Linked DNA regions of Mus musculus: region 1 is linked to region 2. A link is a loop called in an ENCODE intact Hi-C map of the cell type or tissue named here. Cell type or tissue: heart. All regions are shown on one strand.

Region 1 (5,000 bases), 490 kb after region 2:
CATTTGCTGTGGGCTTACTGTCCCCTACCTCTCCACCAAATAGAATGAAGAAGAAAATAAACTTTTTGTAATATCTAAAGTTTGCATGTGTTCAAATCTGATTTGCCCAGGGAATTGTGCGTACATGCTGTGTCCGGATGTAGAGTGGTTTGTAGGTGGCACGCTTACTGTACCCTGCTATTTTCTTCAGCCTGATACAGTTTCTCTAACTCAGAAATGCTTCCCTGAAATCTCAAGTTAGTTTCAGGACAAGGATGGTTCCTATCCATGGCACACATCTAAGAATGACAAATAACTTTAAGATGTAAGAATTATCTTCTCTTAATCTTCATACAGAATTGAAATATTGTAGAACTTTAGCTCAGTTTCAAGATTTGGATGAAATAATTTCTGTTTTGTAACCATATGAGTAAGTGATAGTAAACCAGTCCAGATAACACAGTGAAAAGGACTCCATGGGCTCCCCTTGCAGGCCAGTCCAACAACCTTCTTCACAATAGAGCGACCAGAGATGAGAGCCTCGGCCACATGATGAAAAGTGCAGATGGAGGGCTTTGCATGAAAACCGATTATGTGCGAGAGGGCTCAGGAGAGGATCGGGGTGGAATTGGAAAGGAGCGGCCACTGAAACAGGAGAAGAAGATATGCTTGACCAGGTCTAGTAAAATATTCCCTGCCACAACCACTGTTCCATGAAGAGACTGAGCCAAGAGGCCTAAATAAACTAACCTGGGGGTCAGTGTTACCATTAATGTGGGAGGCATCATGGAGAGCACATCCGGACTTGTGTTACACAGTAATCACTGCTGGGTGTCAGCATTCATCAGCCAGATGGTCAGACCCACAATTAATCAATTAGGCTGGGACAATCAACTGGACTAAGTTTTCCCCTTTGGTAAAACAGCCTCATCATGTGGTCAAGGCCAATAGCACTTTTATCCTGTTGCTTTTGGAGTAGCTTCTAAAAATTCCCTCATTTTTTTTTTTCTTTTGGCCTCTGGTTACTAGACACTGTCAGGCTCCCAGTTCCTTTGATAACATGGATTCCCCAATCAAGGTTTTCACATAATAGATCATCAGCATCCCCCGTATTCACATTGTAACACTGAAAATCCCACATGAAAACAAGCTCTTCAAAGCAGCATGGTAAGCCCTACATCCAACTGATCTCCTGTAGTATTTCTTCTGGTTCTACTCAATCTGGTGGGACACCAATGGCAGAGCTTCTCTGACTGGGCACATAAGGGTGATAAGTGATGCTAGTGATAATAGTAGTTTCTGGTGTATTCGGCGTCAGACAGACATACCATGACAAAAATAGATAAACATCAACTCAGCCTTTATAACGCCAATTAGGATGATACGGTCACCCCCCTTTCAAAGAGAAGGAAACAGACTAGGAAATTCATTGAACATGTGATAGGATACTCTACTGACATGCTGTGGGACAGAAGCTACATAGCCTGTCATACATGTTTTCTTAACAGACACAACCTTGTGCCTCTGAGAGCTAAAAGCTAAGAATGTGTTCTAGATCTTGGCGGCTCCCCTTCAAACTTCAAGTTGTTCACTAGTGTTTTTCTTCTCTGGAGGCTCATTCTGCTTCCCATGCTACACAGCTCCAAACCACAGCCGGACTTTCCCCTTCCGTGTCGAGGGTTCCCAGTCTCCCGCTCAGGAGCCTTACCTACATTGGTATCTTTCTGTCTGTTTTAGGTAGTTTTCATCAGTTGATTTATAGCACAGCTTGCCTCTCCATCACTGATTTCTTTTTTTAACTTAGATTTTACCCCTCCTTTCTTTTGGCTTACCTCTGGCTGTATTATAGTGTACAGCACAGGAGTGATGCTTCGGAATCCTGGCGGTCACTGTCTAACAGAGTCCTGGATACTATACGTATTGGGTAGAACTAGACGCGATGCAGTGCTCCCTGTGTGCACCATTGAACTTGCTGTGTCTCTTTCCTCTCAGCTCTTTTCTACTGTCAGACTTGATGTAGACTTAATGATTTTGTGTCTACACAAAGGATGCAGTCATCCCAAATATCCATCCTTGATGTATCAGTTACTCTTACAACTACTTTATAGAGTATATTACTTCTCTATATAACGGCTATATTTGCTTTTTTGTTTTGCTACTTAGCAATTGGAAAACATATCAGAATGCTAAAACAATATAGTATGGAACTACCTGTTTTTACTTGAACTTACAGCACATGAATAAATAGGTGCTCATGTAGTAATAATAACCAGCATGCTTTAGCCTTCAGAGTCTGTTTTGTTCTTACGGCCGTTCTTTCTGCAGTTTTATATTCTTTACCCCAGGGCTAATGAGGCTCTTTCATTGTGACCTGCAGTATCCTGCATATTACACAGTTGAGTCCTGCCATCTAGGCTGGCTTTCTGCTTCATTTTGCTCCTGACCTGCCTCCCCCCCCCCCCAACCCCCAACACACACACACACCCCAATGCTATTCCAGGCCTGGCCTCTCATGACCAGAGACTGCTGACTCATCCTGGCCTGTGCCAAGCTGTGCAGTCGCTTAGTGATGTGGACAGGAGTCGAAGGACTAGAATGAGCTCACCGAACTCATTTCACTTGTTGCTTACGGTACAGTCCAGCATGAGCTGGAAATGTAGGAACCTCAGCCTCCCGAGCAGAAAGAGTAAGTAGATTACACACAACCCCATCGTCAAGTCCTCAACAAGCAGGGGACGGTGTTGGGTGGGGGCTTGCTTCTCATGGCTCTTGGCTATGGCTAGGGCATTCTGGGTCATCAGGAGTTTCCCTTTGTCCTCTTTTCTTCCTCTCCTCCACAGTTGCACCCTCTCCCCACCCCCACCCCCACCCCACACCCTCCCTGAACTTCCCTTCTGAAAATGTCCGGATGGTAGAGCAATGATCTGGGCAGAAATGAAATTTTGTTAATAAGCAGCCTCCGCACGAAACCCTGGAACACAGACTCTGTGAAACTGCTTAGAGTAGCCTGTATCCTGGGAACTCACGTGAACTTCCCAACAGAATTCAAGGACATGAGAAAAGCTTCCCTACCTCCCTTCTTGAGTCTCTTTTCTTTCTGTTTTAAGAGAGGTAGTTTCAGGAGACATGGCTGCATTCTGGTGTGGTGCAAAGTTTTCCGTCGGGAGACAATAATGTACATTCCTCTGGCAGGATGGGATAGTTTTTTTTTTTTTGTTTTTTTTTTTTTTTTTTTGGTGTGTGTTTCTCTTGCTGTTGTTTATTTATAAGACATTTCCTCTCAGTTAGTGGAAGTTAGATCGTAAGAGGCTCCAGTGATTTTCCTTCCACCTCCCCTCCCTAATTTCTGTGCTTCAGCACTCTGGAACACTGTGAACTCGACAGACTAATCAGAGCAGGGAGCTTAGCAGCCAGGCCTGGACACTCTCAAGAGACTGTGTGACTCTCAGCCGTCACTCCCTGGATCAGGAACCACAGTCCTGGTGAGTGGGGGGGAGCTTCCAGACTCTGATGTATCAAGGATTCTATTCTTGGTGTCTCTGAGGCAGGCAGGAAATAAAGGGTATTTTAAAAGAAAAAAAAACATTTAAAAAAGCCTGCCAAACAATCAGAGTGGTAAGGAGTTTTAGTGTGTACAGCTGAGCGCACTCTGGACAAGGGCAGAGCCTTGAGGCTCTGCTTCGAAGCAGCCTGCAGGACTAGGGTTTGTGCTGCTGCCACAGAGGGCTGTCAGCTTTGACATGCCTAGCAAACATGCTGGTGGGAGGAGGAAGGTAGGTGAGTGACTGGGGCAGGGAGGAAGAGCTCAGGGTGGTGGGAGGGGGAAGTGAAAGTGGGAATAATTATTCATTTGAAGTTTCTCTCCCTCTGCTAACTTTTGATGCATTTCTGTTCTGAGCAGTTGTGCCATGTGCACAGCTAGCTGAGCCAGATAGAAAATCTGTAGTAGATGAGCCACAAAAAGTTTGCGAGGACTCTTCCTTTAGAGATCATTTCCTTGAGGCTGCTCTGAAACGTTAGGAGCCTCTCCCCATCTGACTTCAGGAAAACCTTATGTGTCACAGCCTATTCTTTATTCTTCTGTACTCATGGTACTGAGTAGAAGAATGCAGTGAGACTCCTTATATGGCTCCAGGGAAATTCATCGTCTTGACAAAGGAAACTGATGATTGTCTCCACAATATTGAACCCAAATATAGTGTTGTCCTCAATATAAGAAGAGACCGATTGAGTACGCTCCGGAAAGTTGTCAAAGGAATGGAATGGGGTGGGGGTGGGGTTGCAGCCTGGTCTGTCATAGCCAGTAGGGACCTTACGTGTTGTTCTTGGTATGCACACCCTCCTTAGAAGTGAAATGTCAGGTGAGTGGGCTTGTCTTCTGCTGTCAAGCCCCTGCTCGTTGTTGTTCTAGACATGTTCCATCTTACTGTGCCTTCTCGCCTTTCTAAAGTCAAGTATGTGGCATGTTCTAAGATATTAAAGGAAAAAAAGAGAAAACAAAAAACAAACAAACAAACAAACAAAAAACCCATGGTGGCTATTAAATTATTTGTCTATGTGGCATCCTCTGAAGTGAATTGCTCTTTGGGGAGGGGAAAGAGTCTTTGATGTTCCCAATATGGTTCTCATAGGCTTAAATTTCCCAGAACCACAACCCAGCCTAAGGGGTCCTTACTCAATGTCCTTAAATATTTGGGAAGAAATGCCATTTTATTGTTTTAGCTGCCTTTGCTATTAACACATTGCCAGTAGATTTCTTCTAGGGCTGAAAATGTTTTAATAACAGCTGATTTTACAGATGCATCTCCTATGTATCTGTTATGTGTATTTACCTTTGCTCCAACTGGTACAGTGATTCAGTGTATAACATTGATACTTAGCTCTGGAAGTTTGTTTGCTATATTGGGCGATTTGGATTCTTAACCACAGAACTCATGCATGCTCCTATGTCCCAAGTGCCCTCAGACACTGTGTACTGCTACAGTCACACCAGGGTTTGTCAGTGACCTCTAGAGCAAATG
Region 2 (5,000 bases):
TCAAACTCAGATCACCAGGCCTGGCATCATCCCCTTCACCCACTGAACTGCCGCACCAGCTCACCAACAGGCACTCTCCAGTTCTCTTAAATGGTAAGGAGCAAATATCTCATGCCCCACAATTAGGGCATTCTTAATACATGTCTGGGGTGTCTCTGTCTGGGAGAAACAAAAACCCACAGTAGTCAGGGTAGCCATGCAATGTAAACATGAACACTGAGATATTCCTTAGAGCTCAACGCCTTTTAACAGCAGAATTGGACAGTAAAAAATACAGGTAGTAACACCCAAGGCCTCACCTTGTCACTGTTATATATTTTACATAGTTGCCCTTATGATTCCTCATCATAATCCTCACATTTACAAAACACTGCAAAGTATCTTTAAAAATTTATGAGAAATGATAAGAATTTGAAGTAGTCATTTCTTCTTAAAGTTATGGGGTTAAGTAGTTGCCCACTTTTGTTAAATTTTACTTAATTTTCTCACGTGAAGCTGATTGTTCTGCACAGACTATTTCCTGTAAAACTTTTACTTAGAGTTTATACACAAATTTAAATCCACACTCGGTAGCACTTTTTACTTTGAACATCCTTCAGTTCTCTTATATTTTAAGCAATTTCTAGATTCTGATAGCCACACCCATAATCTTCAGAAAGGCCCTAATGTACTAATGAAGTCAAGGCCTTGTGCTATTTTTTTTTTTTAAGTCAGGGCTAATTTTGTTTTGCTTATGGTCTGCCAGACTTCTACTTAGTCAAAGCAAACATTTGGTGTTCAAAGTATTTAGTGTGTGTCAAGGAAACCTACGTGAAATCCAGGCTTAAACTTACTTCAAGTCTACCAGAATCTATTTTTCAAGTCTATAATCTATAAGATTATTTTCTGTATTAATAACCAATACTACAAATACAGTTTCTTTGTATGGTTGGTGTTTCTGACAAATCCCTTTCGTGACAAATTAAGCTCCTTAAAAAGTATTAGTTCTTATTTTGGCAGGAATTCTTTTTCTTTGTAGAGTGAAAAGCCATTCTTTTTTCCATCTTAGTCCTTTTAAGGAATTCTTTTCAGGAATCTATCCTTGGCTTCCTGCTGGCCTCAGGCCTCACCCCCTTCCTCCTCCACCCCGCCCTTGCCTGACCAGTATTTGTTAGAATTTGGCTCTGGGGAGTACTATGCTGAGTGACAAATGGATGAAGATGAAGGTTTTATTGAAGCATCTGAACTGCATTTAATTTTCCGTGTTGCTTTATTCCTTCTAGCTCCCAGGATATTGAATTTTGTGGGCTTCAGTTGGGTCGTCAGTACTTCAGGCGTTTAGTAATAAGAAACATAATCTGCTTTTTCCGGTAGGATAATAAATCCTCATTGATATTAAGGGCGGCTCTCTGCAGACGGTTTTACACGGTATTTTTCTGTAGAAACACATTCCCTGGGAGTCCTAAAACTGCTCCCGCCTCTCTGTCTCCCTGGGCCTCAGGTCGCCTCCCGCCCAGCGGTCCCTCCCACCGCCAGGATCCTGCTCGCTAGGACATCCACTGCCCGTGACCACGACACCCCTCCTCCCTGCACTGAACCCCTTCCCTCCCCTCCCCCTCTGGGCGAGCCAGACAGCGGGTAACCGCCGCCTCCGCTGGGGCATCCCGGCTCCATAGGCGGCGCGCGGCAGACACCTGCTTCTCACTGGCCGCCGCCGCTGCCCCTCACCCCGCAGTCCCCGCGACAATTGGCCCCGGGCCGCCGCCCGTCATCCTCTAGCCCCTCTTGGAGTCCCGCCTCTATCCTCGGGTCATTTAAGTTTATCACAAATAAATAAATAAAGGAGGAAATAGAAATGCGTAGAAAGTAAAAGCAGTCAGGAGGGGGCGGGGACGTGGATGAAAAGGAGGGTGGGGAAGTGGAGGAGTAAACAACCAAACTTGATCGTGCCTATACTGACCAATCACCGATCACTACAGTCCGGTCTGACGGCCTCTGTCGACCAATAGTTTCCCAGCTCTTGGATCACTGAATAACCAGAGACAGCTGGCCTCTCTACACAGGGCGCTGGTGGGCGGGAAGAGTTGAGAACATTGACCAATAGACTGTTAAAACTGCTCTGAGTGAAGTTTCCGCTCACCAGTTGATGCTTGAGATAGCGGATTGGGTGTCTCCTAGGCCAATCAAAGATGACAGAGATGAGAGAAGGGGCAGTTAGGGGAGGAGCCGCGGAGGGGAGGAGGAAGAGTGCATTTTGTTTATGGGCGGCAACCTCACGAGGGCTGTCCAAACGCTATTGGTCAGCTGAAGCAGCGAGTGGCATGCGAGCCGCCCAATAGTAGGACAAGGTAGAGGTTCGCGGCTTCGGGCGCCCAATGTGGGCCTTCTGCCGAAGAAGTAGGGGCGGGGGGAAGTTTAGGAGTTGAGGAAAGAAGATTAAAGAGCGCGAGGAGGTAACGCCAAAAACTCTAATTTGTTGTGGGGCGGGCGGGAGGGAGGGGTGTGTGCGTGCGGAGCGCGGCCGGGCGTCTACGAGTCGCGGGGAGTCGGGGGTGACGGGCCGCCGAGGAGGGGGCGGGGTGGGGCCGTGGCGCGAGTTCCGAGCCGCAGCCCGGGGCTTCTGCCCCGCCCCGCCCCGCGCGCCCTCCCGCCGCCCCTCCTCGCGCCCGCCCGGCGGCCTCGCGCGACCCTGCGGGGAGGGTCCGCCGCTGGCCCGGGCGGGGCGTCCGGTCGTTGCCACTGCGTCTAGTCTCTCCTCCCCGCTTCTGGAGTCGCGGCTTCCCAGAAGAGGAGCTGAGGGGCACCGGCCGGGGCTCCGGAGCTGTTGGCGGCGCCGGCTCCCGCCCCTCTCCTCTCCCTCCCTCCGCCCTCCCAGTCGCTTTCCTCCCGCGCAGAGAACTGGCTTCGGAGAACCCGGGCTTGGGCGCGTAGCCCAGCCTGCCTTGCTCTCACCCGTAGACAGGGGGGCTTGGCAAGGATTGAACCCTGTCCTCCTCTCTTTAGCCTTTGGGCCCCTTCCGAAACATTAAAAAAAAAAAAAAAAGTTAACGCTCTCTCATACCTTGAGACATAAAACAAAACAAAACAAAATAACAAAACCTACCCCATCCCCAAATACAGGAGTATGGTTTTGAAGTTCATTCAAATGTGGTCCTCTAATTGTTTTAATGCTTTTCCCTGTGTGGGGGGCTCTCAGTGTCCCCCTTCAGCCCCTCCCCTTCCTAAGGATGCAGAAGAGGCAGGAGGCAGGGATTTCGTAAAAGTTGTATTGATAAACACACTTGCACAAGCATATGCTAGGCACACACACAGACTATAAACATTAGCGAAAAACACAATATGGCGTACAGCTACGCTACCTAGCTCGGTAATCTGATGATCTCTTACTCCGAACCGGGTCAAATCAGGTCTGAAGAAGCAAGACAGTTCTCCAGCAGAAATCTGAATGGCATGGGAAAACATTTGGAAGCCTGCACCTGATGGTATAGTCCTCAGAATCATTGGCCCAGATTTAAGTTGAACATGTTACCTTTTTAGACAGTGAAATTTACTATTTTTTAAACACACACACACACACACACACACACACACACACACACCAGAATGTTACTAAAGTGGACTTTTCTCACTTTGGTATTTTCTGCTATAAAAAATTTCAGCGTATACAGTGATTTCAAGTGAACAGTGTTCCAAGTTACTGCTGCAACTTGTTGCCATTGAAAAACTTAGAACATCCAAATACTAGTTTATGGAAAAATAGTGTGAGCTCTCAATTCAAGGAATCAATGGCTAGTTAACGCTCTCACAGGATTTACTGGGATTCCTGGTTTAGCTTCTTGTCTCAAGGACATTTTTCTATATTGTGGGAATAGACCCCAACCCTCTGACCCTCTCCACAAATGACTATGTCAGGATCTGACTACGTTTTGTATTTTTGCGTTACAGTTAGGTTTGACTTGACTTCTAGGGAAAGTAGATGAAACAAACCAACAAACAACTCGCTTATTCTCTCAGATCCTTGCTCGTTAGAATTCCTAATAAATCGTCAGAGTGCCCACGCAGGTAGGACATGGTGGTACTCCAGCATCTCTTGAATCCTCCCAAGAAACTTGGTTTTAGAATTGTTGAAGAACCACAGATGGTTCTGTTCAGTTGCTCTAGTGTAAAAGCCTAAGATTGGGGTTCTGAATTCCATTGAATTCCATTTGCAGAACTTTGTGTCTGAGGTCAAACGGTGCTGAAATAAACCTGTGAGGAGAAGAAATTGGAGTTTTCTGGAAGTCTCTGAGCTGCCCAGAGAGTGAGGCAATCAGGCATTGGGGCTTTGATTCAGGTCTTAGATGACAGAAGTACAAGCATTTCAGCTATGAAGAGCAGGTTGACAGGTATACCCCCACCAGGCTCCAGAGCAATAATGCCTTTTCCTGATGACCTTCTAGTGTTTATTAGGTTAGAAAAAAAAGCTTAAAAATGATTAAATTTTATCCATGTTCTGGAAGCTGTCTTTGTTTGTCTGCCTAGGTAGGCCAGCATTTTGGGATTCTCACTATACCAAGATCCTGAGTTTATTGACTAGGTAATGAGGCAAAGAGTATGTTTTTTACTTGAGGGCAATGCTGGGGGTGGGTGTTTAGATCGGTTAGATATGGTGTTGACTCTGACACCTAGTTAGGTGGCAAGGCTTTGGGACATATAGCGTACTCCTGTTTGCCTGTATGACTTTGACTGATTGATAAAGGAAAAAGATAGAAGAGCAAAGCCTTTTCAAGTGAGTTGTTTTTGTGTCATTTCTGCAGATTTTCAGAAGACTTTTGAGACAAACTAAGCTTCCCAGATAAAAGCCTAGACTGAATAACTAGGCCATTTAAAAGAGCAATAAAAGCTACAACTAAATTCCTGTAAATGATTTACAACATAAATGAATTTTAAATTATTTCAGATATGGAAGGGAAGTTTTATTTTCTGAAATAGTCATGGCAACATCACCAGCAGTTCTGGATACTTGGGATGGAACAGTGACG

Evidence for each region. Hi-C counts contacts between places; a loop is a spot of excess contacts. Peaks named below come from ENCODE experiments on the same cell type or tissue, not always from the same donor. Only the 100,000 strongest peaks of a DNase experiment are listed, where the experiment ranks them.
Region 1: it touches region 2 in a loop (4-fold over the local background); 2 of 42 quality-filtered maps call a loop at or near these places.

The regions. Positions count from the first base shown.
Region 1 is chr16:43,360,512-43,365,511 of GRCm38, forward strand. The region is part of intron 4 of Zbtb20 (zinc finger and BTB domain containing 20); the gene reads left to right. Gm9968 (predicted gene 9968) reads right to left here and starts at 3,155. Exons shown (of 2, transcript NR_167988.1): 1 at 3,052-3,155. In heart, no CTCF peak of the experiment used is centred here; DNase peaks (open chromatin) are centred at 2,520 and 3,410; H3K4me3 peaks cover 1,098 bases; H3K27ac peaks cover 2,872 bases.
Region 2 is chr16:42,873,493-42,878,492 of GRCm38, forward strand. It overlaps 4932412D23Rik (RIKEN cDNA 4932412D23 gene), which reads right to left and starts at 2,095. Exons shown (of 4, transcript NR_040521.1): 1 at 1,940-2,095. It also overlaps a transcript of Zbtb20 not described here. In heart, CTCF peaks have their summits at 1,633 and 2,939; DNase peaks (open chromatin) are centred at 1,139, 1,989, 2,159, 2,659 and 1 weaker place; H3K4me3 peaks cover 2,893 bases; H3K27ac peaks cover 3,513 bases.